Linked DNA regions of Homo sapiens: region 2 is linked to region 1. Evidence: chromatin loops called from intact Hi-C (ENCODE). Cell type or tissue: adrenal gland. All regions are shown on one strand. Each heading gives the region's core, and the rest is flanking DNA. Links, peaks and the distances in the headings are about the cores only. Region 1 overlaps KIF5C (kinesin family member 5C). Region 2 overlaps LOC124907896 (a long non-coding RNA gene).

Region 1 (16,654 bases), core at 5,739-13,738:
GTCACTTGGGGAACCTGATTTGGCCATTTCCACCTTCCCTCATTTCTGGTCTGATGTTCTAAAAACATCTCCCAAGTCCGAATGCCTCACTGATACAGGGACAGTTCCTGCCCTCGAGGAGTGGGCACAGAGAGAATTATGAAGAAAAGACAGCCTGGGCTCTGCTGCAAACAGAAACTCGCCATCTGGTTGAGGGTGTTTGGTCAACATTTACATCAGCCCAGGACTCATAAAACCTTTCCTAGAGCCACGCCTAAGCGCCTGTAAAGGAACAGCTATGCACTACCAGAAGGAAAACCCAGAGTCCATTTGAAAGGCACAAGCCAGGGAAGCTTCCCCCTCCACCTAACTCACTCACCAACCAACCCTCTTTCTCCCTCTTCCTTCCCTCCAACCTCCCCCTCCCTTCCAGTCGAATCTGTGAGGGTGATTAATCAGAATAACGAATGTGAGATATCCCTGAAGGGGAAAAGCACAACATGGCAACAGCAGGGGATGGCCGAAGAGGAGAAAAAGAGGGAGGAGGCTAAGTGCCTTCCTTCAGGAACTGGGCACCGAGCCTGGGTCACACCATTTAGACTTTTGCTTGGGTTACCATTCTCCTCTTTTAAAATGCAAATGCACCTTTCGAGCGGCTCACACACATTGAAAAGGGACTTGGATCAGTAGTCTGGAGAATTAAAGTCTAACTCCAATCTGATTCCTATTTAGCAATGTGACCTTAAGTAAATCATTTCGCCTTGCTTCCCATATAGAAATCTGTTTCTTCATCTACAGAAAGCGGGAGGGGAGGGAACAGTGTAGACCCTGGGTGGGGTGGGGGTGGGGAGGTCAGCATTTCAATATAATTGGTTTTCTTTGTAATCCCAGGTCTTTTATGCAGAGCATTTGAAAACATTATTCTGAAGGAGCAGAGGGCATGTCAGAGGCTGCGACAAGGCAGGAGCACAACATGAGGGGGTGTCACCTGAGAGAAACTGCAATGATGCCATCCTGGTGGCAGTGCCACAGGTCACTGGCACCTCTACCTGCACAGACACATGACAGTGTGGGGCCCTAAGAAGTGAGCACATGGAACCAGGTGGCTGGGTTGCCCAGTGAGCGTGTATGTGTAGGGGGAGAAGGGGAGGCGGTGGTGCTGTCTTCTCTCGAGTGTTTATTAACCTACTAGAATCCTGTAGTCAGGACCAAATTTTTTTTTTTTCTTTTCTTTTCTTTTCTTTTTTTTTTTTTTTTTTGGTGCTTTCATTACAGATGCTCCCCCCCATCTACTGGGGCATGCGTCCATCCAGCGGAATCACCTATGTGACCCTGGCCCTCGGGGACTAGGAGAGGCAGCTGGGCCCGCCTGCCACCTGCCATGCCAGGGCTCCAGGAGGCTCAGCTCCAGATCGGAGAACAGACCTTGGAAGCAGCCCGCCCAGCCTGCTGTGTCACCAGGGCAGTGCCCACAGGGCAAGGTGAGCAGGGCCCTCGACTAAGAGCCACATCCTTCCAGGCTTCCCCAAGAGGACCGAGGCATGACCACCCCCACACCCCTGGTGCCCTGGGCCGACTCACTCCCGAATCTCATCAATGATTTTCTGCTTCTCCTCAATTTCGTCTCGGAGTCTGGACAGCTGCTTCTGGTGAGCTTCCCGGTGGCTCTCCATCTGCTGCTCCAGCGCCTTCTGCATCCCAGGCCAAGAGAAACATGTCATCTACTCGTTGGCACTCAGCCCACTCTGTGACAAGCCCTGGATCTGGACCTACCTCCTTCCCTGTGTCCCTCAGATGTCAGATCCCAAAACTGGGGGCATTTCTGGCTGTTTTGCCCCCAGGACCCGGCCTTGCTTTATTGGGATAACAAAACCCAAGATCTGTTATCAAACCAAGTTGGCCCTAGAAGCCAATTAGCCCACCAACTAAATAAAAAGTGTTCCCTTGACCTTTTACAGCCCAGCCTGAGCTTCTCCAGCCAGGTCAGTCAGAGGGCACCAACCTCTCCCTATCCACGTAACCTCCAGATAAGCCTGTAACCTGTGTGAGCTGCACTCCCTCACATGTAAAACTGAGATAAAAGCCCCTGCCCTGCCCACTGCACAGATTTATGATGATGTCCAAAGGAGACCTTTTGGCAACAGCACTCTGAAAACAGGAAAGGGACTCCCACGACGCATGATTTTATTCTGCTGGCTGGAGCAAGGGCATGCCGTGGACGTCTTTAACTGTGGACCTTGACTCAATGAGGCTCATAGTTTGCCTACAACTAATCAAAATCCTACATCTTCTCCTGTCTCATTTTATTCACCTAAAAGTCTTACTCCACAATCAATTTTCCTTTACAGTTTAAAATGTGACCAAAAGAAAAATCTCTATGTTTGAGATAGAAACTCAAATTTGGTGTGTTCTGCGTAAAGGTTGGAGGAAGAAATCCTTAGAAGTTAACTCCGACAAAAGAGCCCATGCAGTGATTGGGGGTGCTACCCTTTCCCTCTTCATCAGGAATGGTGAAGACAAAGGTATTAACGCAACTTAACCATTCTCTACAGACATCTTGGGGTTTCTGGACTTGTTCATTTCTAAGCCAGGCTATACTCTGAGATCGACTCTGAATGCCCAACAACAGCCCCTCCCCTGTCCCTTGCCATATACGGATCTGAAGGTGACAGATTTTCCTAGAACAAGCATTTCCAATCCAAATGCATCAAATGCACACTGGGCTTGATGGAAGGGGCAGCCACACACACCTTCATTTCTTCAGCATCCTGCAACCGCGTCAGATGTTCCTTCTCCTTATCCTGGAAGCTGACTTCGTGCATTTTTTCTGTTTTGAATTTTAAATGATGATTTAAGACTTAACTGGTGGGACTCACACCCAAAAGCAAAAATTAAAAAACAAAAAGCAAGAAAAATGGCAACAGAGTGAAACATCAGCTTATATCAGCAATTACAACCATGGCATAAAGGAACAGGCAAGGACTTCTGGCTAAAGCCAAGGCTGCCCCCTCCTGAAGCATTCCTTCCACGGGGGAGCGCGACAACTGCAGGGGACAATGCTTACTGGGGGACAATGCTCACTGGGGGCGGCCCTCCTAGGACTGCACTCTGGCTTTATGTCACCGCACACCTGGGAGGGCTTGTTTCCCACCTGGTCTCTGTGAGCAGCCCAAGGTCATGTGCATGAACGGGCCTTACAGATGATAAAGCCCTCTGTGACTGTTAGGTGGCCTGTGGACCCATGCCATGATGGGAGTTCTAGGAAGACCTAATTTACCTCCCATGGGTAGGCGTTTATTCTCTAAGAATCTGGGGCAGGAAAACATACTCTGTTTCCAGGATGGGAACACGGGAAACAGAAAGATAGCATAACATTTTTGAGATTAAACCAGAAGGCCCCATGTTTGGGGCAGGGCTGCAGTGTGGCACTCCTGTCTCAGCATATGCTTGGTCGATGGTGCTCCCTAAATGCCAGCCAGGTGCAATGGGCAGCCCCAGCTGGGGAGCTGGGGTGCCAGGGGGCAGAGTGCTTTACGACAGTGACATTCAATTCATTATTTCTCTCTAGTCTGTTCCACTTCAGGTTTTCTTGCCTCTATTTTATTTCAACTCAGTGGCCCCACTGCAGGAACCACCGGATGCAAGAGAGAAACATGATTTTCCATGTGCAGTTTTGATGGTGCACCTACTCCTAACATGCCATGTGTTACCACACAAAGAACATGTTACAAGGTTAGAGCAGAGAGTGGGTATGTTCTTTCTTTTTAAATTTGCCTTGGCGTCTGACACAAATTGCATTTACTGAGCAAACTGTAAAACAACAATAAAGGATATAAATACTGATAACAGCATCACCAATCCCAACTACCCTATCACAACCACTTTTATCTTAAATATGAATTTTTAGGAACACAAGCATCCATTCACTTTTTTTTCAAGATGGAGTCTTGTTCTGTCGCCCAGGCTGGAGTGCAGTGCCACGATATCGGCTCATTACAACCTCCGCCTCCTGGATTCAAGCAATTCTCCTTCCTCAGCCTCCTGAGTAGCTGGGATTACAGGCGTGTGCCACCACACCCTGCTAATTTTTGTATTTTTAGTAGAGACAGGGTTTCACCATGTTGGCCAGGCTGGTCTCGAACTCCTGACCTCGTGATCCGCCCGCCTCAGCCTCGCAAAGTGCTGGGATTACAGGCGTGAGCCACCGTGCCCAGCTGCATCCATTCATTTTTAATAGTTATAACCATAGTAAGAATACAATGATATATTGTGATTTTCACCTAACATTGCATCATAAACATTGCTGCACACCTTCATGTATTTCATGTGAAGAAAAAGTTCTATTAAATAACACGCCATAGTGTATTAACTATTAGACATTTAGATGGCTTCCTCTTTTTTGCTGATCTAAAATTCTGCAATGAATATCTGAGGTGTGATGATCAAAAGGTATGAAAAATGTTACAGTTATTAATATGTATTTTCAAATGGCTTTCTGAGAAAATTCTAACAATTTTCATTGCAACCCATAATATATATGTTCTAGTTTCACATTGCATGGCACATACATTCTTAATCCTGTTCTACTTTCTGCATTTCTAGACCCTTCTCTTGAATTTCTGCTTATATTCATTAATATTTATGAAGTGCTTCCTATGTGCGAGGCACTTCCCTAAGCTCAGGAGATCACAAGGCTGGCTGGCAAAGGGTAGAGCTTGTTCAAGGGGGTGCCAGGGAAGCCACGGCAGTTCAAACTTTATATTAAGAGCAACAGGATGCCATGGAAGGGTTAGAAGTGTCCGTTTGGACAGAGAGAGAATGTGAATTTTAGAATCATCCCTCAGGATGCCACACAGTGGCTGGCCCAGAGCAGACTGAGGGTGGGCATGGGTAGATGGATGTAGCCACAGTCCTTAGTTAACCTGGACAGTGAACCAGAGGGGCCTCTGGCAGGTGAAATGGACCGGCTCTGGTGACCAACTAGAGTCAGGAGGTGGGGAGCAGGGGATTCTGATTTGGGTAACTGGGTGGACTGTGAGGAAATGGGAAGATGAGCAGATTCAGTGTGGGGATGGTCTCTCAGAAATCTCTCCTTTTAGGCTGGGCACGGTGGCTGACTCTTGTACTTTTGGGAGGCTGAGGTAGACAGATCACGAGGTCAGGAGTTCAAGACCAGCCTGGCCAATATGGTGAAACCCCATCTCTACTAAAAAATACAAAAATTAGCCAGGTGTGGTGACACGCATCTATAGTCCCAGCTACTCAGGAGGCTGAGGCAGGAGAATCGCTGGAACCGGGAAGCGGAGGTTGCAGTGAACTGAGATTATGCCACCGCACTTCAGCCTGGGCAACAGAGCGAGACTCCATCTTAAAAAAAAAAAAAGAAAGAAAGAAAGAAAAGAAATCGCTCCTTTTTTTCTAGTTATGGTTTTGTTTGCAGTAGACCTAGAAATGCTTTAACTGAACGAAACTAAACATCATGATTCCAGCCAACCAGAGGCTGTCTGACTCAGGCCAGGTGTTTGACACCTGCACGTTAGTCAAATATTTACCCTGGGCTCGGAGCTTTGCCAGCTCTTCGCTGAGCGAGTCCTGGGACTCTTCTAGCTGCCTCCTCTTCTGTTCCATGTTCTGCATGTAGTCTGTCAGAGACTTGATCTTGGCTTCGTGCTTTAAACAAGCAAAAAGGAAGAGTGAATGACTAGCAAGTGGTCATCCAGGCTGGCCTGGAATTGTCTGGTAGGAAAATGCGAGAGAGGAGGGGTTCCTGAGTCCCTTTTCTGAGTGCCACAACCAAATGGTGCCCATTTTACCCTTGCCTTGGTGTTCAGAATCATACCAAGACAGACCTCTGCTTCTCCCTGTGCTTCTCGGCTTCATTCCCCACAGACACCACTCATGGCAGGCCCCTCCTCACCATCCAGTTAACATGAGATGCCAAAGGCCGAGCTGGTTTCCCTTCTCAGAGAAAAGCATGCATGAGAGAAAGGGGCTGGGAAAAGTGCAGGGCTGAAGGCCTCATTCATTGAACATGCACCTCTGGATTCCATCTTCACCATTCAATTATTAGGTCTTCCCTTTTTCTGTCCTTCAGACACACCAATTCCCATCTCAGGGCCTTTGCATTTTCCTCTCCCTGGAAGCTTTCCCTCCCCACCATCACCACCCCACCACATGCCACACACACACACTACCTTGGCTAGCTCCTTATCACTCAGGCCCCAACACTTTCTTACAGCACCTAATGTCTACATCATTTGTCTTGTCTTTTTTACTTGCTAGCTCCATGAGGGTAAGTGCTTAATAAATATTCGTGAAATGAATGGATGAATGAGAGCTTGTTGGCTGAACAGGGACAGTGGTAACTTCTAGGCAGATGGAAAATATATACAGAACACTCCCCTCTCCAGATCTGGGGAGCTCAGCTTTAGGCAGGAAGACCCTGGAGACTGAGCTTTAATCTAATGAAATAACCTCTCCAGAAAACACAACTCCTCCGTTGGAACAGTCATCTTATAAGCACAGTTTTTGGTGACGAGGATGAATGTAAACAAAGAAGATAGCATTTCAGCTGGAAAGACTGTGTCAGATTCCTTAGATCACATCAGAATATAAACAGCCATGGTTTCTGTTACTTTTGAACCTCAGGAAATAATGGTCGAATCTTTGCTATGCATGAATTGTAGCAGAGTGCAAACCTCCACCTAATGGAAGCTGTGTTTGTTGCTGATGCAGAAAGAGAACTTTAGAACAGGTACTCTTTAAACTCAACACATCATAATATTCTCGACTCTGATCTCATACAGCAAAGTCAGTGTCAGTCTGAGACCTGGACGATTCAGAGCACCCCACTGGGCCCTCCTCTGGCTACACCCTACTCCACTAAGCAAAGAGTTCACAGGCCAAAGGAACATGTCCATCTGAACCTATGTCCCCTATAGACCACCCTCAGAGTACTGGGGACCTAGAAACTTCCTACTCCAGGTCTGAAGGCCAGGGCTGGCACTACCTCTTCCTCACCCATTTAAACAAATGGCAGCCGGCATCTAACAGTTCCATCAGTTCACACCGGGTGCAAAAGGGAGTTGGACATGGAGCTGGTATGTCCAGCTTGAAAGAGAAGAGGGTGGGCTGCAGGCCATGGGGTCTCCATGAGTACCCTTGCCTTGGCCCCGAAATGTTAGAGGCAGGCTGGCCAAAACACATGCTTTTGGTATCATAGATGACCTAGAAATCACAGATGAGGTACACTGTTGCCTAATGCATATCATTTTTATTTTAATTTTTTATAAATAACAACTATATAATCATAAAAAAATAAAGTTCTAAAGCAAATCCAGAAAAAGTGGTGTAAACCATAAACCAATCTATGGACTATTTCCCCCTGATATTCCTGGTCTTAGCTGCAGGAATGCAAAGCACAATATAAATCCAACTCAGCATTTTCATTTTCACTTAACTTTATACCATTAGACTTTCCCAATGGCTAGGTTTTTACATTTTTTATAAGAGCTGCATAATATTATTCCATGTAACTTTATCTTATTAGTCTATCAATGGATATTTGGGCAATTTATTTTATTATAATGCAAAATAACACTGTCTTCAATACCTTGCATAAAAGCTTTTAATATTTTTAATCAGGAAATGAGAATACCATATGAAATAAATTTTTTTCATTTTCATTAACAATGAAAAATACTGTCAGTGAAATTACTGGACTAAATTATACTTACATTTTTATGGTTTCTGATTTCCACGGTGCTTCCCAAAAGGACTGACCAAATTATACTTTTATCAACAATGTATGAATATATCAATTTTACTATCACATATTAGCACTGAATAATCTTTTCAATACATTTCTGCTTATTATGCTGGTTATAAAATGGAACCTTGTGGATCCATTTTAGACAGAGAGGTTGGAGATGTTTCTATGATTACACATTATTATGGTTAAAAGCATACCAGAATAAAGTGTGCTTTTGTCCGCCTCAGTATTATTTGACACACCAATCCATGTTGGTATCTGTTTCCTGTTTACTCCAAATGACAGCCTATTTTAATGCCTGGCATAAAGCAGCAAGTAGTATACAACTAGACCCCTCCTGGAAACGTCAGACCCAAATACCAAGCTCAGATATCAGTGGTAGCCCAGAAACTGGGTTGCTGTTTTCTGAAGCTACCTTATTAAACTGAAAATGCCACTCCAATAGGAAGAAGAGCAGCCTTACTCAATAGGCAAGTGAAATGTACCCTCGGGCTTGAAAAGCCCTTGAAGACATGGGTTTTGGGTTCACACACATTTTTTTGAGTCCTAGCTCTGTCATTCACGGGCTGTAGGTGTTTGGACAGACATTTAGTCTAAATCTCAGCTGCCTATCTGAGGAATAATAATAAAACCTGCCTACCAGGATTTTTTTCAGATTAAGTGAGAAAATGCATGTGAAGTACTTAGCACAGTGTATGGTACATAGTAAACACTCAATAAAATGCCACCTGCTACTACTACTATTAGTAGTAGTTTCTGTTTTTCCATATTAAAGTGGACCTATGGTAGAGATTAAAAGATGAGGGAATATTGCCTTACTTACAGGAGTTTTAGAGATTCCACCCAATCTTTTACATTCATTAGCTAGCTAGCCATCCATCTATGGATGGGTAGATAGATATATCCTCGAAAAAGGGAACGGACTCAACAGAATTCATCTATTTCACACAACAAAATGTAGCCCTAGGAATAGACCTGGGCTGCCATCACCTGGGGAGGCCAAGCTTACACAAAGCAGTCCCTCAACTAAGCCTAAGGTGCACCATCAGCACCAGCAAGGGCATGGAGGGAGCAGATCTCAAGACAACAAGAGTGCAATGATGGGGAAGGGAAGGGCCCACCTGGGAGATGAGCAGCTGGCAGGCTGCCAGCTCCCGCTCGCTGGCATTCATCTTCCTGTTGGAGTCCATCTGGGCGCTCTCGAGCTGTTTGCTGCGGTTCACCAGGGACTTGACCTCTGACTTCATCTTGCTGATGTACAGGCGGGCCATGGTAAACTCCTCCTCAATGACTCCATTCACATCTGCCAACTGAGCAAAGAAGGGGACACACTCAAATGTTGCCCACAATTTCCATAGGTTCACGGACTCCCTGGAAACCTGCCCCTGGATCCCCAAGGTGTCCATGGATTTCTGGTTCAGAATCCTAATTAAAGGACAAGCGGAAAGTACTAAACATTCAACCCCAAGTTCTCCTACACCTCAGGTGAAACTTTCAGTTGAAACCCCCTACTAAATATAATCCTCAATTAACTAGGTTTTTCATTACCATCAATTTTTAGAAAGAGAAATGACAGCATAAGAAGAAACACTGAAGATTTTTAAAAGGAGATAACTTCAAAAAGGTATTCCATTCAATGTCTTACACCTTACATCTCTGTAACAGCAGCGACACCCAATGCTCCGAAAGGTGATGCTGAATTCCTATAAAAACTCAAATCAAAACTTCATTAATGTTCTCTATAGTGTGCTTATTCAGGTAGACAAGTAGTGTAATGCCTTGAATATGTTTCTATAAACAAGGATTGAAATAAAAAGGTGTTTCTATGTAGTCCTCAATTAAACAGAAAATCGAATAAATAAGAATGTACTATGAATTACCAAAGGGCTTCTTGATGAAGGTTTCTCAGCATAACTTTTCATTACTACTACCAGTCTATTTTCCTTTGCCTTTTCACACCTGTTCCTTCCAAACAGACAGTAATCTAGCTCATTATTTAAGATCATCTGAGAACAACAGTCTAAATCCACCTTAGAAAAGAAGATTCTGACAGCCAGCATTCCCGCATGATCTATATTTAGTTTCTAAGTTTCAAAGCTCTACTTGAAACAAAAGTTGAAGCAAGCTACTTGGGATAGAAACCCATCCGCTGAAATGCAAACATGGTCTTTAAGAGCAATTGACCAAATGAGCAAGTAACTGTGTGCATATTTTGTTTAGCCACCAGAGTGCAGCCTAGCACCTTAAGAGAAAACAAAGAGCCCTGTCCAGAATCCAGCGCAGAAACACAGGCTTCCACTGGTTGAAAGACAATGACTCCAACCGTGGTTTTTTGATGTTCCACAGTACACTCTGAGTGCCCACCTATGTCGTTATTGATGTCATTCACTCATCATATCACTATCTGTTCAGTAAACATTTGAGGGCTAAAAAAATGGAACCAGGTATCAGCCCTGAAATTTGGTAGCAAATATGAAGTACACTAGAAACTGCTGAGTGCCTGTAGTTTGGCATCAACCTTACCATAAGAATTCAACAACAATATAAATAGCCAACACACATATAGAAAAGGCTCAACATCATTAATTATCAGTGAAATGCAAATCAAAACCACAATGTGAAACCACCTTGCTTCTGCAAGAATGGCCATAATAAAAAAAATAAAAAAAAATAGATGTTGGCATGGAAGTGATGAACAGGGAATGCTTTTACACTGCTGGTGGGAACGTAAACTAGTACAACCACTATGGAAAACAGTGTGGAGATTCTTTAAAGAACTAAAAGTAGATATGCCACTCAATCCAGCAATCCCACTACTGGGTATCTACCCAAAGAAAAGATGTCATTACATGAAAAAGACGTGCATGTTTACGGCAGCACAATTTGCAATTGCAAAAATATGGAACCAGCCCAAATGCCCATCAGTCAATGAGTAGATAAAGAAAATGTGGTGTGTGTGTGTGTGTGTGTGTGTGTGTGTGTAAAATCATGGAATACTACCCAGCCATAAAAAGGAATGGAATAGTGGCATTCGGAGCAACCTGGGTGGAATTGGAGACTATTATTCTAAGTGAAGTATTAATAACTCAAGAATGGAAAACCAAACATCGTATATTCTCACTCATAAGTGGGAGCTAGCTATGAGGACACAAAGGCATACGAATGATACAATGGACTTTGGGGACTTGGAAGAAAGGGTGGGAAGTGGGGTGAGGGATAAAAGAGCACACACTGGGTACAGTGTACACTGCTTAGGTGATGGGTGCACCAAAATCTCAGAAATCACCACTAAAGAACTTATCCATGTAACCAAACACCACCTGTCCTCCAAAAACCTACTGAAATAAAAATTAAAAATTAAAAAAGTTCAACAATAGTACATGTCAAGTGACTCCAGTGTCAACAATACTGCAGAATGTATGTCAACAGCAAGAAAATTGACAAGTATCTATTTCTGACTCTACCTTCATGGAGGTCCTTGTTAAACCCATTTTACTTCCGACTGCCAAAGATCTGCCTACCAAAACCACTCCTCACTATATTCCTTTTCTATTCTAATGGCATGGAGACACTGGGTGAGAAAAGCATGCAATCTTTAAGTTGAGTGTGTTCTGCCACTGTCTTTAGTCCAGTGTAGGAGAAGGATGAGAAACACCTTCCTGAGCCTGACCAGGTGTATCTTACATCTTGTCCAGCCTCTGCAGAAAGACAAAGTAAAACCCATCTCTTCCACATGGAATTCACAGCCTACACCAGCTCCTGGTAGGAAAACGCTGCTGAGCCAGAAGCTCTGGCACCCTGGGAAGAGAATGAATTCCTCTTCTTTTCCAGGTCTGTCAAAGTAGGACACTTTGTCTTTTATGCCTAGATCCCATGTAAATTGAGGAAGAGTAAAAATATAGATATGTATAAAGATGGGCTTCCTCCAAAATAAGAGCTAGACATTTCTTCTCCCAAACCAGAGCTATAACTTCTGAAGCCAGTTCCTGTCCTTGGAGATCTAAAAGGAGATTTTGAGTTTGTGCCTGATGGATAAAAACAATACCCCTAACAAAGGGGTTTTAACTGTGAGGTTTCTTACCACTACAAAGTTCATATATTTAGTGGTTTCATGTTCAAAAGTTTCCAGTAATTTCAGGACACTGTTATTTAAAAAAAAAAAAAATCAGTTTGCTGCTGAAATTTTATTTATAACTGTCCCAGAGTCTGATAATGCCCCCAGTAGTACATACTAGACCATGGGATCCAGTATCAATGACCAACCCAGGAGAAAAGACCACACCGTCATGAAATCTATGGAAGATGTGGCCTGCTGCTTCTACCTGCCTATACAGGGAGTCATCCCTACCTCTCCACCTCCCTACCCCCATCTCTCAAGCATGGAGTGGCTGTGCACGATGATGAACTACTGCCATTCCTAGGCCACACCCAAGGTAAGTAAGGTGCATGTTCACATTTAAAGTCATAAAAGTTAGAATGGGACAAAAAGAAGTCAGTGTGGGCCAAAAGAAAATAAGGCAGCCAGTCCAATTCAGTTCATTTACTCTACCTCAACTTCTATTCAGGTTCTGGCTAAATTCCTTTGAAGGTAGCAAGGTAAGGTAGGCCCCAAGAAATACAAATAAAATCCTAACCCCCCGAATGACTGAACAGACCCCCTCGTGGCCAAGGAGACCCCAGAGAAATGTTAAATACCGAGTTCCAGCCCAGGACAGATTGGGAAGTTGGAAACGCCTGGTCATACACCCTCCCTCGCCAATCAGCATTAGGCTTTCTTCCCCAAGGGTTAAACAGAAGCCAGCCCTTTTGAAATATTCACTCCACTGCTTCACTGCTGATAACCACAGCCTGCCCCTGCCCCTCTCTTTTGCAATTTCAACACAACCACCAACCAAAGTTCCTTCCCCAACGAGAGACCACCAACCATGAAGTGGTTCTGGTTCTGGCCAGGCTACTAAGGCTGCACACAGCCTTCATATCCTCTGCTTCACCCTTTGATGTACAGGGCCTAATTATAATACATTTAAATGTTAAGTCTCCAAATAAAAGTGAACATGGGACCCATGTTGCATACATGTTTTCCTACTACACATGCACATGCCACTCCTTCATGAATCTTCATAGCTCCTCCTGTAACCTGTTGAATAAGTTTATTTGGCCACCCTGTGAAAAACATAAGTCCCTGTCATTCTTCCCATCCTCAAAGTGCTTCTTTCTGGCTTCTGGCCAAAGGCTACACTTCCCAACCTGTAAGAGTGGCCACCCTGCAGGCTGCAACCCATTATGAAAAATAAAGCTCTCCTTTCCAAATGTATGGACCTCATCATACTTCTGTTGACAGTTCAGTGCCACCAGTACATGAAAGGAAGAGAAGGCTCACTCATAAACTTCGATAAAGTTAACATTGGGCTCATCTTGTTATATGCTGGACTCATCTTGTTTTGTTGATGAAACAAAATGACTGGACTCTGGAAATGTTTCAAGACATGATTGAGCTGGGGATATATGGGTTTTTCTGTTTTCTGGCTTTTCAGAGCTGTCATATTCTAGAACTGTGGACTGGGGAAGGCTCCAATAGTCATATTTTTCCCCCATCCCAGAGCCCTACCAGGAGGGACCTTGTGAAAATTAAATGGCATTTTAGGAATAAAAATACAAAACCACTGAAACAAATTCCCTTGATCTGTTCATTTTCCTATATCAAAAGAATTACTATATCAATTCATAGTCATGACCAATAAGAAAAGTACCTGTACCTATAAGGATAAATCTAAAACAAATGTGCAGAAGTCAAGTAATTTCTGAGCCGACAATTTTTGATACTGTCTGAGCTTATCTTGTCATTTTATAAATTAGAAAAATGAAGCCCAAAGAAGTACAGTCACTCATCCAAAGTCATACAACTACTCCCTTAGCTCTTATCACCCTAATGATGAACTCATAATTATATGAAAAAAACCAGAATGATAGAAATGATGGCTATCAATGAAATTAACTAGGACATCCAATGTCTGGAATCCAAAAATAATCTCAAAAATATCCAATTGAGTATTTAAAAACAATCTCAATCTCAATCATAGTTCAGATTCCCAAAGGTAAAGACTCTTTTTTCAATACTGAAGCACCCAGACACTCCTGATTTCATTAGCATTTTCATCAGCTCTATTTTAGAACTTAGCATAAAAATACCTTCTTCCTTTATCGTTATCAGCAGCAAGCATCAACTTCCCATATATCAACTCCACCTTCATATTGTGAGGCCATTTAATCACCTCACATCGAATTTTATTGCTCAACACCAATGTATGGTTCAAAAAATTAAATCTTCAAATATAAAATCACCAAATTGAAGCTTAATAAGATTAACTCTATAGTATCTGAGAAGTCTGTGCTAGAATTAGATTCATTCACAAGGATTTATGAAATAATCAGTTACAATAAAGGTTCCATGAAAGAATGGTTACATTTACGAGCGGTCATGTACTCTAAGCTGGGACCTGTTACACCATCCAAAAACGGCTTTCAACATTTCCCAGAAATAGTCTACAAAAGGAAGCCTGATCTTGGGAGCATTTTCCAGTATTTAACAATCCCAGCTCACGACCTGAGTGTCCCCACTAAGCAGACTGATGTAGAATTCAGCCTTTTAAAGATAAAATGGCTAAATTCAAAGAATTTGGTTTCAGGGAATTGTGACATGTAAGGTAAGCAATGTAATACCATTCCCCAGCTCAACAAAATCAACATATATTCATCAATGACTCCTTTGTATAAGATGCTGTATTATTATAAAGCTATGGTGATCAAAACATTGTGGTATTGGCAGGAAGATTTGATCCATGAAACAAAATAGAGAGACCAGAAACTGCCCCCACATACTTTTGGGGGAGATGGGGACATTCATTATCTTAACGGTGCTGATGGTTTCATGACTGTACACATACGTCAAAATTTCTCAGACTGTATACTTTAAATATGTGCAGCTTTATGTAAATTATACCTCAATAAAGCTTTTTGTTTTGTTTTAAAAATGTCTCTACCCTGTCTTTTTGGTTAATAACAACAATAGCCTTTCTATATTCCAGCAAATTGTTACCTGTTCTGGGCTGATACCATTTTTAACTCTATCTCTTCCTTCTATTCCTAGTTTCTGGACAACTTTATACCACCCCTATTATCCCCACATCTCTTACTTTCTCGCTGTCAACAGCACCAATGGCCAGGTGTGGTGGCTCACGCCTGTATTCCCAGCACTTTGGGAGGCAGAGGCAGGCGAATCACTTGAGGCCAGGAATTCGAGACCAGCCTGGCCAATATGGAGAAACCCCATCTCCACTTAAAAAAATAATAATAATAAAAAAATTAGCAGGGCCTGGTGGCACATGCCTGTAATCCCAGCTACTCGGCAGACTGAGGCACATGAATTGGTTGAACCCAGGAGGCAGAGGTTGCAGTGAGCTGAGATTGCGCCACTGCACTCCAGCCTGGGTGACAAAGCAAAAGTTTGTCTCAAAATAAATAAATAAATAAATAAACAAATAACCAAGAGCACCAATATGTACAACCCCAAGGGATTCATCATGATTGGTCTATGCCAATTATAGTAATCCCAGTCCCCTTTGCTTTCCCAGAAATGTGGAGTGGTCATGTGATCCAGTTCTGGCCAATGAAGTGTAAGGATATGTCTCCTGGGGACTTCTGGGATATGTTTCCCTCCTGGATTAAAGAAGTTGGCCTTTTCAGCCCATCCTGCCTTGGATGTGGTTGAGTGAGGATGTGATGATTGGTACTACAGCAGCTATTTTGCTACCATGAGGCATAATCCTCTGGATTATGAAAAGGAAACAAGCTGAGGACAGGAGAAAGGAAACAGAGAAAAAGCCTGAGAACTTGACATTGTTGAGCCATGGCACCAAAACAAAATTTGCTTCTCAAACTTTAATAAGCATAAAGAATCACCTGGAGAATCTTGTTAAAGTGCAGATTTTGATTCAATAGGTCTGAGGTGGGGCCTGAAAGGCTGTAGTTCCAATAAGCTCCCAGGTGAGGCAGATCACACCCTGAGTGGCAAGATTTTAGACTTCTCATATTGTGAATAATTAAATGTGGTTTTATTTCTTAAGCCACTGTTAGAATCCTATCACTTTCACACTGACTTGGAGAATTTTCACTTCACTGGGTTCTTTCAGAAAAGGAAAAACACAATTCTGAGACTAGAACTGTTGCTTAAGCTATTTAATTCCAAACTTCTGCAACATTAGGAAATAAGTTGAGAAATAAACCAATTTGAGAAATAAACCAATTTACACAAAGCCAACCAACATTTGAAGACACTGCCTAGATTTGAAAGATAATTTTTTTTCTCCTCCTCCTCACCCCAACAAACAATTCACTCAGTCATTCAATTAGCCCTTTTTTCATTCATTCAAACACTAACCAGCACATGGCAGATGCAAAGCACAGTGCTAAGCATTGAATGCTTAAAAGAGTAAAGCACAGACCCTACTAACTTGACAGGAGCAGGTAGAGAGGATAAAAGAAGGGCTGGCTTACAGTTTTCACATCATTGGTGCCAATAATTCCACCTATCTCCCCCAGATCTTTCAACAGCAAATTCAGGATCTCAGTTGCCCTTTTCTTCTGGTGGTTGCTAAGCTCTTGTAGCTGGCTCAGCTCTCTCTGTGTGGTTGTCAATGTAGTCTGAAAAACAAATTTCAACAACAAATTCAAAGGGTTGCCCATCAATTTCATACACTCCACATTACAAAGAATAACACCATCATGTAGAATGGATTTCTTTTACATGACTTCAACCTAAGAATCCTTTTAAGGCAAACTCTCGCATAGCACTGCATTCTTGGATAAGAAGGGGAACTCTTTATCAACAAGTTGTATCACATGGCC
Region 2 (16,654 bases), core at 3,244-11,243, 460 kb after region 1:
ATCTATTTTTATTATCATGAGATGCTGAGAAAGGGCATTAGCAGGAGTAGGAGGCTATACTAAGGCTTGGCTGTCGGACCAGGAGTTCCCGTGGCAGGGGAGGGCGTGCAGCCTGCAAAGGGCTCTGGCTTGTCCCCCATATTAGAGATGGAGTTGCTGGTCTTCCGCCTCCTCCAAGTCTCATGCTTAAGTGGACTTGAAATCCAGCGGATGGTATCATTGAACTGAGCCGCAGCAAGGCTGAAATTTAGGGGTCATTCATAAAGCAGAGAGCTCTCCTTTGGTTTCCAGTAAGAGCTGGTGTTGAGCATTTCAGGATGCAATTTATAACCTGGGGAAACCTGAGAGCAGGGGTTGTCCTGGACTCTCCTCTCTCTCATGCCCACTGCAGGCAGCCAAGCCCCAACTTTTCACTATATTAGCTCCTCAGTCTCTGATGAATTGTCCTGTCCTTCCCACCATCGCTGCCACCACCCAGGTGCAAATCATCAGTATCTCTCATCCGGACAATTGAAATATTTCCTAATGGTCTCTGAATTGATTGCTGCTGCTTGCCTACTCAGTTCTTTCCACAAAAGCCAGAACGATCCTTCAAAAATGCAAATCTCATAATGTCTTTTCCTTTCCTGGAAGCTGCCAGTTACTTCCCACTGCCCACAGTGTTCTCCACGCCGATGCCCACATTCCTCCCATCACCATTAGATGCCTGGGACATTTGACTCCAAGCCACACACCCCATTCTCCCACCTCAGGCTTTCCACCTAGGCTGATGCCTCGGTTTGGAGCTGTTAGCTCTCCACTTGCCCCTTCATTCCACAGTCCCAACTCCTTTATGTTCTATCTTACATATCACCTCTTGGAGGAGAAGTTTTCTTCCTCTGTCTCCCACTTCCAGCTAAGTCCCATCCTCTTTACATGCACCCACTGTATCTTGCCTGTCTCCTTCAAATATTCAATGTAATGGAAACTTTCTTCCTCATTCAATTAAAAGGGTAGAGATTTTGTTCACGGTGCTCCACACTCCATCCCAAGCAGCTGTCACAGTGCCTGGCACACAATCAATGATTAGGAAATAAATATCGGCTGGCTGCCTATCAGGTGTGGCCCCAACTACCCCCTCGAGACTCTCTTTGGCCTCTTAATTAAGCATCTACGGAGCTTCACACCTACAAAGTTCCTGCTGGCGGGGACAGAATATGGAAAGAAATGGATGTAGACAGAGTCCGGTTTGGAACCTGGAAGCAAGGCTGTTGCCTTCCAGAGAGAAAATGTCTCGGTTAGAATTCTGGACATTCTCCACACAAGCAGACTTTTTTCTTACTCTTTGTTCTAAAATGTTGGTGTCACTCAAAGATACAGACTACAGACTTCAAACAGAAAGCGTAGGCTGAGAGGAAGAAAGGCCGGAGCCATTTCCTGTTCCCCCTGCACTGCACGCCAGGGGAGAGGGCGTCCTTGTCCCCTTCCTGCCTCCTCAGTAGTATGTGGAAGCCTTGGAGGTTCCCAAGTCAGTGTCTCTCCTGGGCTGCAGAAAGAGGTCTGGTGGGAGAAACCACAGCTGGGATGCCGGGGGTGGGGTGAGGTTCCCATGAGGGCCCATGCGTGGGAGCCACTGGTTTCTTCCCTTGGAAGGACATGGGCACTTGGAGTAGCTCACCTTCCTGAAGGGAGATGTGGCCGTGGGGGAAGGCAGCTTCTCCTCCATGGACGGCTGTCGGCCTCCTTCTCAGGGTAAGGGGAGCTTCATTTCCACTCCCTTTCTTCAGAGTCAACCACAGACACCTGAAGCTCATTTCCATGTGCCTCTCTGGAAAAATCAGAGTTGCTTTATCCTGCAGTTCCGTGTGGAAGAGCTGAGAGTGTTCTGCCAGGAAATGCAGTCGCCGGGCACAGTGGCTCATGCCTGTAATCCCAGCACTTTGGGAGGCTGAGGGGGGCAGATCACCTGAGCATTTTCAGAGGCCAAGGCGGGTGGATCATGAGATCAGGAGTTCGAGACCAGCCTGGCCAACATGGTGAAACCCCATCTCTACTAAAAATACAAAAATTAGCTGGGTGTGGTGGCGGACACCTATAATCCCAGCTACTAGGGAGGCTGAGGCAGGAGAATTGCTTGAATCTGGGAGGCAAAGGTTGCAGTGAGCCGAGTTCGCACCACTGCACTCCAGCTGGGTGACAGAGCGAAACTCTGTCTCAAAGCAAAAAAAAAAAAAAAAGAGAGAGAGAGAGAGCACAGTGGCCAGCATCTGGCCCTAGCCAGGATGGCTGAGAAATCAAGGCGTCCTACAGATGGGCCTGGTTACAGGGGCTCTGGGGGCCCTGCCATATCGGAGATGGGTGGGGGAGCAGGTGGTAAGCGTGGGACAGTGTCAGCTGGTGCAGTGTGGCGGAGTTCAGCAGCCTAGGTTTGGACGTAGCCATGTGACTTTGAGCTCTTCCTCTTCAAGGCCGACTGTTCTTTGGTGTAATAATATGGAGCTGGTTGTGTGTACCTGGAGAGAATCGTCTGTGGATTTCTGAGCTCGAAAGCTGCCTGGACGGATTCAAGAGGTGACGTGCACAGCTATGTCTTGGGGGCTGAGCCCAAGGGGCCTGACCGGTGCCTTCTGCGCTGCCATGCTGCCCTCATAGTGGCTTCTGGGACACCGTCAGCCCTGTGCTCCCCAGAGCCTGCATCAGAACTTCTCGAACTTTTCTGCTGAAGTGTCCCTAAGAAGAGCAAATGCCTGCCCCTGAGCCATAGATAGGAAATTTCTTTTAAGTCCCTTGTTCTATCTTAAAAATTCATGTGAATTGTGCATCTTACTCCATAATCTATTCATGCTTGTTTTAATATAAATATATTCTTTTCCTCAAATATTCAAATAGAATATACAGTTCTAGGAAGTTGCTGGGAGAAGGGGACTGGGTGTTGAGGAAAAGGAGGGAGAACTTGGCCTCTCACATCTGAAACCTTGTTTAATTCTCTCCCCATAACCCTATGAGGTAGAGGCTTTTTTTTTTTTTAGAGGAAATATCTTTCTGTGAAAGAACTAAAACATTACAGGTTTAAAAAAGCTGAATGTGAACATCCTCTATAATCTAACTCCCTAAAGAAGCCCCTGGTAAACAGTATCTGTGGTATCTTCATTTCCATCAGCCCTGCTGAGTGTGGAACATCCCTGCCCCCCAGAGTCTGTGACTTGTGTCTTGGTTGCACTGTGACTTGCCCTGTGCACAGAGAACAGACTCCTGCCTATTTCCCATTTTGTTCATCAGATGTAAGCTTTGGCCTGATGTCAGCTCCATCAGAAACCAAAGGAAGTGCCAGGAGGGACACTAACTTCGTAAGGCCCTACCCTGATCTTACTTTCTAAGTTCCTGAGGTCATGGCTGAATCTGACAGTTTCCCAGCATGGAGCTGCCATGAGCTGGTAGCCAGGTGCTCAGGGATCTGTTTTCATGAAGAGAGGAGCCCATGCAGACTTCCATTCAGAGCCTAATGAGGAGGAGGGAAGGAGGTGGACATGATGGTGTTTGTCCCCCTGCTGTGGGTAAGAGGTGGGATTAAAAAGAAGCTACAGACAGAAGGTCAATGAGCTCCCTGCCACAGGGACTTTGGAGACCCGGTCCAGAGGTTGGAATTCAACACAGCGTTGGGGTGAAGGTCTTTCTCCCACATTTGCAGGTAAGTAGGAGCTCAAGAAGATGGCCACGCTCCCAGAGATTCTGGCCAAAATGCTCATGAGTGGCTTCATGGGCAGCGATCAGTGAGGGGTCCAGGCAGAAGATCCTGAGAGGGAAGCTGGTTTTTTACACAGGGGAGACCCCAGCAATACTAGTGGGGGGTGGGGGGGAAGGGGTCAGAGACAATGACCCAATATAATTTAATGTTAATAGTTATGTGGCCTAACAAACATCCACATCTGGGGAAGGCTTAGGGAAATTCAGCTTAGAGGAAAATTCCATCAACCAAGCATTTCATCATGTGATCCCTTTTGCCCATGGATGGTTCTAAAAACAAAAACAAACAAAAAACAAAAAACAAACTGAAACGTACATATTGAATGAATTTGCCCCTTCAAAACAGTATCTCAGGAGGTTACCCATGCATTCCAACAATGCTCATGATACTTTCAGAAATTATCTTTGAAAACTGACTTCAGAGCCATTCCGTGAGTCATACTTTGGAGTCAGCTGGTTTGATCGCCCAATTTATTCTTCAGCTTTGCCTTTGAATAATTTTTGTTTGGTTCCAAAGATAAAAATCGTTTGTCAAATAATTATGCTTGTCCACCAAGCCTCCTCCTCTGTAGACTGTAAATTTCTTGAACCAACGGAGCATGCCTGGTTCATCTTTGGCCATCCAAGCCCTGGCCAGGCACTTCAAAAATGCCTGATCCACATTTCTTCTGAGGCTGTTCACTCTACTCCATAGGGCTGTTCCCAACACTGTTAGGTTCTACAGATAGCAGACCCCCAAAATCAAAACATCGGCCTTCTCTTCCCAGGTAGCTTTTTGGGATTAAACAGTTATCCCTGAAAAGGAAGGGTTATTCTAAATCTGCACCCACCCTAGCCCATGGTAGAAATACCTTCTGGAATAAGCATCAACAATTTAGCCTTTTTCTGTTGGTTAAGGTCACAGGGAACAGTCTGTGAACATTTTTCTCTATGTTGCTTTTCTTTTCAGGGGTGTAGAATAAAGATGAAAAAGCACAGCTCTGGGAGCACACAGAACAGAAAGCTGACACTCGCGGGATTGATTATGCATTCACTTATTTATTACAATTTTTAAAAATGGCCCAGCTGCTTCAGCTTACACAAGCTGGGCTGAAATATTTCACTCGATAGTATTCTCATCTGGTGGTTATAATACTGAGTGAATTAATGCAAGGGGTTTTTTTAACCCTAAAAGAAGAAAATCAAAATTAAGTAAAAAATAATGTTAGTGCCTAAAACTGGGATTCAAACATTCAAGTGTTTCCAAGGAATACCCATTGTTGGCCTTCCCTTCCCGACGCGTTGGTCCGTAGCAGCCCCCGTCCCTAGGGGTGCATATGGGACCCCCTTCACCTGTGAGGTTTTCCGGTTGCTCGCATGTGTCCCTCATGGGATCCAGAAGGCCTAGGCTCACACCTCTTCACGTGTATCCTATAAAACGCTCCCAGGAGATCCCTAGCCTCTGGCTGAGAATATGTGATCTGTAACCACGTGATCACTGCTGCCATGTGGTTTCGCTCCTGTTAGCATCACGTCCCTCATACATTATGTTTTGATCAAATGATGGAATAGTCTGATGCCAACTGTCTTAGACTGGAGGAATGTGTTGGCTCACGTAACTGGAGATCCAGAAGTAGGTTTGGCACAAGACGTTGTTTTGTTCAGCTACTCAAAAGGTGTCAAGAACGGGCTCCTCTCCTCTCAGCGTGGCCCTTCTCGGGTTGGTTATTTACCTCAGACAAGCTCCTTGTGAAGGCAGGAGGGCTGCTAGCTGCTCTGGCCTTATAACCTCCGAGTCCATCAGAAACTTAGCCTCCATTTCTCAGCTGTTTAAATGACGTTGTGTGATCTGACTCTTGGGTCCTAGTCGGGTTCCAAGTGCCCATTTCATTGGTACCAGGTGGGTTTCATTTTTGAACACAGAAGTCACTCTAGATATTGAGAGCAGACCAGGATTTAACACAGGTACTGGATGCTTGCAGAATTGTTGGATGGTCTGAAGGAGTGAGTTCCAGGTGGAATCTTCAGAAATGACTCCCAGAACACAGCAGAACTGACCTGCTTCAGAGAGCTATGGTCTTTGAAACACCTGGCAAGATGGGGGATCAGGAGACTGCCATGGGAGCAACTGAGTTCAAGTTCACACGCCATATTTGTAATACAGGCCTCAGGAGGCCAGCACTGCCACCCATCTGCTTCTCAAACCCAAGACACAAGTGTCACATACCTGTCTTCCAAATCTTGAGTGGAACATTTTGGATAGTAATTTACATTCAGATCATTGTCCACAGAATAGTCAGGAAAAGGTAGATTTTAGCTGTACAGCTCTTGCAAGTTGTAATACAGGACGGCACACTGGAGAGAGGTTGGAAAGGATTCTGAGAGCCAGTCCACCACGGGAAGAGGCTTATGGGGGTGGGGCGGGGCAAGGCTTCCCTTTGCCAGGCCTTGAGTGACACTTATCTCCTGGGACTAGGGGAAGGTCAAGTCCACTGGAGACAGGAGGAAGGTCAAGTCTACCAGTAGCCTGGGGACCAACAGTCCAGAGGAAGTTTAGGTTATAGTATAGTCATTATACTGTTACTAGAAGGTGAGGTAACAGATGCTGGGTGACAAAACCAAAAAATGTCCCCTGCAAGGTATATGAAGCTTCATCACTTACAAGCACCTTCATGTACACTAATTCATTTGATTCTCACCAAACCCCACGAAGAAGGAAGGTCAAACCCCATGAAGGAGGAAGGAGGAAGGTCAAATAGTGTCATTCCCATGTTACAGATGAGGAAGTCCAGACTCAGAGGTAAGAGCTCACCCAGGTGAATCCCTTACAGCTGGTGAGGGGCAGAGCTTAGATTCAGACCCAGTCTCCTGACTTAAATCCTGTTTCCTTGGGCTGGATCAGAATGAGAAGAAACTTCTTTCTGAAACAAAGTTGCTGGAGCCCAGCCCTTCTGTGCAGAGTCTTGTGCCAGGGGAAAGCAGTTTCCCATGTTCTGGAAGCTACGGTCAGACTGGAGTACGGGTGGTGGAGGACTCTTGCGCAAGAGCAGGGGTGGGACACAGGCACGAGCACTTGGGTGCTTTGCCTTCTCATCATCTGGTCTTTATGTGAAGAATAAAGGAGGAGTTTCACATTTGTTTGTTTAATGACGAGTGTTCCAAGATGCTACAGTATCATTATAAATTATAAATTCAGGGCAGGGATGGGCCATTTCTCCCAAACAGCAATATTTTTAGCATTAGCCATTCTCACGTAAATGCAAAATCTTCTTTGATAAGAGATCAAAGCAGATCCCTCCTTCCAGCTTTCCCTGTGGGCTGCAAAGTGACTGGATTTGCATAAACCAGATTACAGCCACACAGAGCTGTTAGCAGCATTACAGATGCCTCCTGCTGTCAGCACCCAGGAAAGCCCACACTTCCCCAGAGAGGAAAGCGACGCTCTGGGGGAGCTGCTTCTCCGTCAGGTTCTCGAAGGCTCAGGCCTCTACAGTGACAGAGATCTCAACCCCATACCACATGGCCTCCTGGGGCACCGCATCTAAAAGATGGGGATTTGGCCTGGGCCAGTGGGGAAATGTGAATTTGGGAGCACGTTCTTGGGAAAGAAGAGGAAGCATCAGGGCCCATCTCTGGGAAGTGCTGCCTCTAGCTCAGACTGGGCCCTGACAGCCGTCTGTGCAGATGGCTTCACTTCACTGGGCAGTGAGGCCATATCACATTTGGGATCAAGGAGGATCTCCCTTTTCATGCATGTGGTTGGGTCAACAGACTCTTAGAATTCTCACCACCCTCCTGCAGAGAAGGCCTTCGAGAGGAGCCGGTCCCTACCGAGGTCCTGGCCAAGAAGGGTCAGGTTGGCTCAGTCTTCATGTCATCCACACCAGGACCCGGAGAGGCCTTTATAGCACTCTGCACAGAGAGCTGTTTTTTTTTTTTTTTTTAATTTTTATTTATTTATTTATTTATTTCCTATTGCTTCATTTTACCAAAGTTAAGGAGACACTTTGGTTATGGGCTGAATTGTGTCCCCCCAAAATTCCTATGTTGAAGCCCTAACTCCCCAGTACCTCAGAATGTGACTGTATCTGGAGACAGAGCCTTCAAGGAGGTGATGAAAGTAGGTCATATGGGTGGGGCCTAAGACAATATGACTGGTGTCCTTAAAAAGAGATTAGGACACAGACGCTCAGAGAGGGAAGACCATGTGAAGACATAGGAAGAAGACGGCCAAGAAGAGAGGCAGGCCACAGAAGAAACCAACTCTTCTGATACCTTGAGCTTGGACTTCTAGCCTCCAGAATTGTAAGAAAAGAAATTTCTGTCGCTTAAGTCACCCAATCTGCAGTACTCTCTTATGACAGCCCTAGCAAACTAATACATCTGCCCTCAAGAGCAACTGCAAGCATGATTTCTTGCCCCTGCTCTCTAGCCCTTTTTCTGAATAGAACTGCTAATAATTTGCCCTCTGGATCCAGAGATGGCAATGAGGCCATCCCCCAGAGGCATGAGCTTGGAGTCCCTTCTCACTGACTGTGGTATCATCCACATGTGTTCTCTCTCTCTCTTTCTAATCTTTCTAGTTCTGAGGACTTGCAGAGGCTTACCAGGTGCTTCTGGCTGGGGAACAGTCTGTGGAGGGGAACAGAGGGGAGGAGAGGACCCACATGTACAACCTACCTTCTCGGTCCCCTCCATTCTAGCTAACCGACTCACCAGATCTTACAACTCTTCCCTGCATCACGGGTTTAATCCAGTGGGCATCACCTTCCCAAGTGTATTTCCAGCAACACCAGCACAGCACACAGACACATGCTTGCCTGCAGCTTGTGTTTTTCAGACAGGGCCTGTGCCTCGTCCATGCAGGCATGATGAGGCTAATCACAGTCCTAAGTCTGAGCTGCTGAGACGTTGTTGATGATGACCATTGGCGAACCAGCCACTTGCTCACGGGCCTTCACAGTATAGCCATTGTTCTGGTTATCGTATTTATTTATAAGCATAGTGAAATCTTGGGAGAAAAAGGAGTAACCACACCACTAACAGTGTACAATGCAGATCACCTCTTCCCAAGTGGAAGTCCTGTGGCACCCATTGATCCATCCCAGGCTTTTCATCTGCACTGTCTCCTGTCTCCTTACCAAGCTCCCCTGTGTGGGCAGCTCTCCTCGGGACCATCTTTGTCCTCCCCACCACGCCCAGCACAAGTCCTGGCATGAATTGGTGCTCAATTCATATTTTCCGGAGGAATAAATTATGCTCATAATTTAGATTCATTTGCAAATAAATAGCAATTTTCATTTCAAAGTATTTCTCCTTTATCATCCTTTCTGTAACCATCATTGCAGTCAGGGAAACAGAGATACAAAAGAGTATTTGGGATTTAGAGGAACCTCTACTCCTATTTTCCAAACATAATTGTCCCTTCCTTCTCCCCATATCTGATACTAGTAAGATGAGACTTTTCCCAAATAATTGGCCCAACATCTTCCATGGTGCCTGGACTGGAGTAGGCATTCAGGAAATATCTGTTGAATGAATGGATGAGCGAGTGAGTAAACGCTCATTTAGGGTAAAGGACAAATGTTCTTATTTAACACTCAGCCACCCAGTAACTCCAAGTTTCTTAAAACTCCTTCTCACGTTCAGGCCTCACAGCCTCCACTTAGCACATTGTTTCAGAAATGTTTTCGCCAAGTGCCCCTATCTCAGAAGAAGACACACTCTTGGTGATCTGGCCCAGATTCCAGAGTGTCCCACAGCACGGAAGCTTCCTCCGAGTCCTCCTGCTGGACCTTCACAACGTGCGTGGGTGGTGTATCCTCCTCCATAACACCGCGGTGTTTGTATCTATGTTAAAGTATTTTGAATCACTCATAGCTGAGTATGACTGATGCTCCATGAAAACGTGTCCTGTCTATTGCAGCTTCCATTGCCTCTGGCACAATACCATGTCCCCTCAGGCGTTTGTGCACCCCTGAGTGCCCAGCAGATGCTGAAGCCAGGGAAGCCTAAGTCAATCCACTGAGCTTAGGAGGAAAATGTTAGAACTCCCCTTATACGGATTTTTAATGTTACCATGGGATGTCAGAGGGTGGCACTATCCTGCCTTAAGCCTGTCTGGGAGGAGCCAGTGGACAGTGTGGTCCTGGGGCTGGGGCTTGGGGTGGAGCAGGACTGCTGCCCGGTGCTCAGAGGCCCCTCAGAGCGGCTGGTGGTTAGCCCACCTCACTCCTGCTCTTGCATTAACACCCCCCACCCCAGGCTGGGGGCAGCTGGGAAAAGCCCCCTTCTCTAAGGGCACTAGGAGCTGATAAACCTGGCTTGTTTGTGATATCTAGAGGTCACTGAAGAAGGCAGCTGACTGGCAAGGGTGTGCATGAGGGTGGGAAGAGTTTAATCTTAAATTGGGTACATCAACAGTTGCATTTTTAGCTCAATATCAGCAAGAGCCTGCAGGCACAACATTCCCTGTGGGAGCATTCCCAGGACAGACAAATCCAGGTGGGCTGTGGTAGAGAAGGCACTGACAGGAAGGAGGGCTCGTCCGGAGCGGTGCACACATCCACTCATGCGCACATATACACAGACACACAAACACACACACATGCATGCAGGCACATAGACATGCAAACACACACATATGCACATGCACACATGCACATACAGACACAGACACATAGACACATGCACACACAGACATGCACATATGGACACACAGACGCAGACACGTACACACGTACACAGACACATGAACATGTTTATACAAACACACAGACACATGTACATACATACACACATGCACAGAGACACACACCTGCACACACACACTCACCTGCACACATACAAACATCTGCACACACACATGCACATACACACACCTGTACAGAGACGCACATGAAGAGCAGAGTTAGGGAGTCCAGGGAGCTTTGCAAGTCCTCCAGCATCAGTGGGTGTCAGTTGCCTGGTCTGGGCATATGGTGTGGAGTAGGCAAGTTTTAACATGAGTTTGAAGGAGGAGGATACAAAGCACAGAGGTTACACAAGAATAAATGATACAACTGTAAAGAAGCATCAGTGAAAATTAAGAAAAAATATAGATCATTAATTCATGTAAAAGAAACCTGTTAAGTGGGATGAGGAAGTGGAGATGACAATTCTAGACAGCTGTCTTAAGCCCACATCCAATATGAGTATGGAAGCCATCCAGGTGGTAGAGATGGCGAGCGCAGCGGACACATCCACGTGGAGGAAATGGTGAGGGCATGATTTAAGGGAGGTGTGGCACATTGAAGGATGTGCCTGCAGCTCCATCTGGCTGGAGCATGGGCATGAAAGGGCGCAGGCCCAAGAGCTGGGTGGAGAGAGAAGCTGGGGCAAAGCATACGAAAGGTCTCCATCCCAGGAAGCTCAGCTACCTTCACAAAATACCAGACCACGTGGCATAACAACATAATTAAGCAACATTTATTTTCCCACAGCTCTGGAGGCTCAAAGTCCAAGATTCAGGGACTGGTAGGGTTGTTTTTTCCTGAAGCCATACTCCTTGGTTTGCAAAGGGCCACCTTCTTGCTGTGTCCTCTGTGCAGAACACACTGTTGGCGTCTCACCCTCTTCTTATAAGGACACCCATCCTATCAGATTGGGACCCACCCATCTCACCATGTTTAACCTTAATGCCCTCCTGAAAGGCCCCATGTCTAAAAACAGTCACATTGGGGGTTAGGAACTCAACATATGAATTTGGGGGGACACAATTCAAGCTGCACTCAGGAGTTGAGATTTTATCCCTTGAGTTTTACTCAGCAGAGTAACAGATTTGACAGGTCTGTTACTTGCTCTGGTGGCAATGTGGATTCTTAATTAGAGAGGAGGGAACCAGAGCCGAGAGCCTAGTTCAGAAGTCACGACTGCATCAGCAGTGATGCAGATTGAAGGTGATGGTGGTCTCAACTGGACAACGGCAGTGGGAATGGAGAGAATTGAGAGATGTTAGGGAGGCAGTCATTGGCTTAGGGGAAAGGGAGTGGGAGGCCTTCTAGTGGAGGCAGCTACTCTTCACTGACAGGGCAGTGGCCAGTGAGGGGTGCCTTTAAGGGGCAGCTGGTGAGCGACTGGAGTTGAGGTTCTGGTGCGGCAGAGGGAATGGGAGATGAGCGCTAATGGACCCACCAAGAAGGCTGGCAGTGAGTTTAGTGTGCTTGGTTTCAATGGAGGGGCACTGCGCAAGCCTGGGGGATGTCTCAACTTCTCCCTGCAAAGACACAAGCCCAAGGTCACGACCTCTGCACTAGTGACCCATTCACAAAAATAAGTGATTGACAGGGAATTGGCAATGCAAATCCAGAAAAGAGCAAGGAATCAAGACATGCACATGCAGAAAAGAACACTTAGAAAGTGAATACAAGATGAGGAGATGGAGACAATTACAGGCACTTTCAAAAAGCTGTCAGCAAGGAGGAGAACAAGGGGTTGAAGGTCTTTTTATCGAGTTTTGTTTGATCTTTCACGAGGAGAGACACATTTGCCTGATGGTCGCAAGAGGTTGGTAGAGAAGGAGAGGCTGAAGGTGCACGGGAGAGGTGGCCCTGGGGAGAGTCTCCCAGTGGTTTTTTTTTTTAAATTTTATTTTACTTTAAGTTCTGGGATACATGTGCAGAATGTGCAGGTTTGTTACATAGGTAAATGTGTGCCACGGTTGTTTCCTGCATCTATCAATCGGTCACCTAGGTATTAAGCTAGTGTGCATTAGCTATTTGTCCTGATGCTCTCCCTCCCCTTGCCACGCCCCCCTAACAGGCCCCGGTATGTGTTGTTCCCCTCCCTGTGTCCATGTGTTCTCATTGTTCAGCTCCTACTTATGAGTGGCAACATGCAGTCTTTGGTTTTCTGTTCCTGTGTTATTTTGCTGAGGTTGATGGCTTCCAGCTTCATCCATGTCCCTGCAAAGGACATGATCTCATTCTTTTTTATGGTTGCATAGTATATTCCATGGTGTGTAGGTACCACATTTTCTTTATTCCAAGTGGTTTTGGCCTTGGGAGGTGAGCGAATTCTCATCTGCTGCTTCCACCTTCTTTGTGACAAGATGTGCCACTTTGGAGCCACACCTCTTGTTTTTATGTGGAGGAATTTCAGTAGGCCCACCTCCCCTGGCTCTCTCCCCACCCAGCCCTCCCTCTCCCTGTGGTCAGTGTTGGCTCCTGGATGGAGAATCTGGGAGAAGGAGCTAAAGAAGCTCACCTGGACCCAGGCTTGCTCGCCCCTGCTGAGCCCTGTACGTGCTCCCTTCTTTGCATGGCCCATGTTCTCAGTGACTGGTTCCGAGGTGCCTGGTGGGTATACAACCGGGTGTGTGGGAATACTGACTCTTCATGGATCCTCAGACAGGAGGCTGGAGGAGCATGTAGGCAATGAGAGTAAAATGCCTTTTAGACTCTGCTTTGCAAAGCCGTGCCTTGGAGGGCAGGATTCTGGAACTCAACCTTTCTCTCCCCTTTTGATCAAGCAGCTCAACCCTTATGCCCCTCTTTTGTTTCTGCTTCCTGGTAACATTTCTTTTGAAGAAAGTTTTCTTGTGGTTAAAAAAAAAAACTTTTAAAGAAAACCTACAAATCTAGTGCAACTGCCTCATTTTTCAGATAAGGAGGCCCAGAGAGTCAACTCTTTCACCTTTCTAGATTTCAGTTTTGATTTGCGAATTGACTATTTTTCTTAAATTGGAGCATATTTTTTATCCAAGTTCTGAACTGGAACCAAAAGAATCACCATGAAACACATTTCCTTTGAAAACTGAATTCAGGTCAGTGACATTGGCGATAGCCAGGCCAGCAGCGGGGGACGAGGAGACCCATGTGTGAAGCTGCTCCTTTCCCTCCGAGTCAAGTGCATGCAGCCGGACCAGAAGTTGGTGCTTGCAGATGTGCAAAGTAACCCGGGAGCTCCTGATTTCTGGCATTTTACATAGGTCCAGGGTTCACATGTAGTGGGGAAGATGTGCCTCTGCCAGGCATCTGCTGGCCACTGAGCAGTCCCCTCCAGAGTCAGAGACTGTGGATCAGGAAAGAGCAGGGAGAGCGAGGTGAGGACACACGGGTTGGCTTTGCTTCTGGCACCCACCTTCTCAGCTGGTGGGTGGCCTGTCTCCCTGTCTTAGCTTAGGCTGCCATAGCAAAATCCCACAGACTGGAGGCGCTTAAACAACAGTTCTGGACGCTGGAATTCCAAGATCAAGGTGTCATCGGGGTTGGTTTCTCCTGAGGCCTCTCTCCTTGGCTTGCAGATGGTCATGCTAGAATTAGGGCTTCAGTGTATGACTCTGGGGAGGACATGATTCAGTCTATAAAACTCCCTTAACTCTCTGAAGTGAAGCTGTTTTGGTCGGAGGCTTATCCTCTCCCACATCTCTTCCTGTTACCTGAATCAGGCCTGGCACAGTTCTCAGGACCTCTTTCAACAGCCCCTGGCATGGCCTGGGAATAGATGTATTCTGCTCTTTAAGGTCCGAAATCCTCAAAACCCAGCTGAGTGCTGGGAAAAGTACCCTTCTCTAATATGACACAAATGGTTTAGGTTAACTTGGCCCAAACTCTTAATTCTACAGCCTTCCTACAATTTCCTACTTTTTTGTCACCAGCTTCTCTCTGACTCCTTGCTAAGTTCCTCAGGCCTGCTGGCCTCAGACCAGCTACAGAAGTCCATCCTTTTACAGTCTCCACACACTCACAAGCAGCATTTTCCCTGGTCACTTAACTTCCGGATGGTTTCCACGTGCAACAGCCTTCTGCGACCTCCTCCTGACCCTCAGCCCTTCATCTTCCCCAGAGCTGGGGCTCCCCTGTTTATTTGGCCCCTGGGAAGTGTGGCCCAGCTCTCGTGTGCAGCTGATGGTGTGCTGCCCTGCTCAGCTCCCCTTCAGGACCGAGGAGACCATCTTCTATCTGCATGGGATGTTGCCCCCAGAAGCTCTCACAGCTGAGCCCTTCCCCAGGAACTGCCCCAGACTGAAGGGAGCTGCCTCACCAACAGGGCATCCTACACCCAGTGACTTCTCCATGGGAGGTGGGGTACAAAGCGTAGCCCTTATGCCTCCCTTTGGGGCAATGTGAAAGGCCACCCCAGTTCCAGTTTCCCATGGAACTGGCTGATGACTGTGCTGCCACTTCCCCCTCTGCTCAATGTCCTGTTGCCTCTCTACGCTCACAAGTGCTGACCCTGAGAACCTTCCCTGGTAAACTTCTTGCATGCCAATCTCCCTCTGTGAGACCATCTCTGGAAAACCTGGGTCTGGCTGCCCCCGGGGGCAGCCCCATCATGGTAATCTGCATTTCCCCAGCCTCCCCCAGAGTCCTAGCAAGTCAAATTCTCTCCATCTTTTGTCATCATCCCCTTTCTATTGACAGATAAATGAAGGCTTGGAAGGGAGGAGACATAACAGGACCAACCTCACCTTGCACTGGTGGCAGAGCCAGCTGGAAGGGCACGGCTGCTGGGTTATGTGCCACTCCCTGTGGGTTTGGTTATCTAGTTGGCTTACCATGTGGTGCTGTGGGTGCCGGATGGTAAAACTAAGCTGGATAGTCTTGGCTAACAGAGAAGAAAAATCTCTCCATATCCATGCATCCCATCGCTTTGTGCTTCCTCATAGGTGGGTCAGCATCATCAACACTCCCTTGTATAACATCATTCTCTCCCACCCAGAATGCTCAATTTCCTTATCCAGTTGGGTTAGGGTTCTTTTGGTTGCCAGGAACTGAAACCCATTCAGGATCATGAGGTCAGGTGATCTCTGGAAAATCCAATAACTCTAAGTACCTGAGTTTAGGAAAGGTTGGGTGTCAGATGGCTTCAGGGATCACTTCTATCTCATCTCCCTTTTGAGAGGTGGTAATTCATGGTGGCTACAAGCAAGCACTTATAAAACTAAAAAAAAAAAAAACTAAATAGGGAGCCAGTCTATTTAGTATACATCATGGCTTTCCCAAGAGTCATTTTGGGCACACTATGTTTATGCCTTGGTTTCTTATCTGTAAAATGAGGATAATCATAGCATCCATGTCATAAGATTGCTATGAGAAATAAATAAGGTAATTTAATGTAAAGGACTTAGGGACTTAGTGCAGCACTTGGCATACAGGAAATGCTAGAGGTGATCGCTCTTTCTCATTCCCGGCTTCTCCACTTTCTTCCCTGTATCTGTTGTTCTCTCTTTCCCAGCTACTTCCTGTGGTTCCCCATGACTTATGCATACACACGACCTGATAACAGCCACTTTATTCTCATCAACTTGATTTTCATCTCAAGGATCCATTCCTGAAGGGCATCTCCTCTCTGTGCCTCTTGGTTTGGGCTTCCTATGAGAACGAATCTGATTGTTCCATATTCATCTTTTTGAGGCCAGTCAGTCAGGTGACATGTCATTGGAAACTTAGGTTGGCCCTCCTCAAATCAGGTGCTCATCTTGGTCCAATCACCCAAGGCCAGGAGATTGGAATAACCGTTGGGATAACCAATTCCCTTTCCACTCAGCAGGCATGTGGGTAGGGGTAGATTGTGAGAAGGGAGAGCAGGTAGAGCAGAAGCCCCTGAGTATGCCTACTGCAGCATCCTGCCAAACAACCTAATCCTGGCTTTCCCTTTGCCATGATTTCTTTCACTGCACATGTTGAAGGAACAATCTTTCTAGATGGCTTTGCTCCCTCTCCGCCTCCTTTACCCCTTGCATCTGACTGCCCGTTCTACACACTCACCTGGGTGTATTTGCTAGAAATCCCCTATTTATGTCCTGGAAACAAAATTCACAGCTGTCTGGTCCTTTTTCTTCCTGACCCCCCACACCATTGAGGCTCCTCTGTGAAATCTCCCCTTGTGGGTTCCATGCTGCTGGCCATCCTTCCACTCCTCCTGCCTCACTCTCCAGCTACTTCAACAGACACTTGCATGTCTAATCTTC

Evidence for each region. Peaks named below come from ENCODE experiments on the same cell type or tissue, not always from the same donor. Only the 100,000 strongest peaks of a DNase experiment are listed, where the experiment ranks them.
Region 2: it touches region 1 in a loop (2.6-fold over the local background); 3 of 110 quality-filtered maps call a loop at or near these places.

The regions. Positions count from the first base shown.
Region 1 is chr2:148,983,416-149,000,069 of GRCh38, reverse strand. KIF5C (kinesin family member 5C) reads right to left here. Exons shown (of 26, transcript NM_004522.3): 15 at 16,304-16,450; 16 at 8,872-9,060; 17 at 5,532-5,649; 18 at 2,730-2,806; 19 at 1,561-1,670. Among named protein-coding and RNA genes, the nearest start is that of LYPD6B, 47 kb to the left of the region's middle. RefSeq lists a silencer at 301-595 and an enhancer at 1-799. In adrenal gland, for the core only: a CTCF peak has its summit at 9,968 (motif pointing right); a DNase peak (open chromatin) is centred at 9,960.
Region 2 is chr2:148,525,078-148,541,731 of GRCh38, reverse strand. It overlaps LOC124907896 (a long non-coding RNA gene), which reads right to left. Exons shown (of 2, transcript XR_007087259.1): 2 at 12,309-16,654. Among named protein-coding and RNA genes, the nearest start is that of EPC2, 110 kb to the left of the region's middle. In adrenal gland, for the core only: no CTCF peak of the experiment used is centred there; a DNase peak (open chromatin) is centred at 7,375.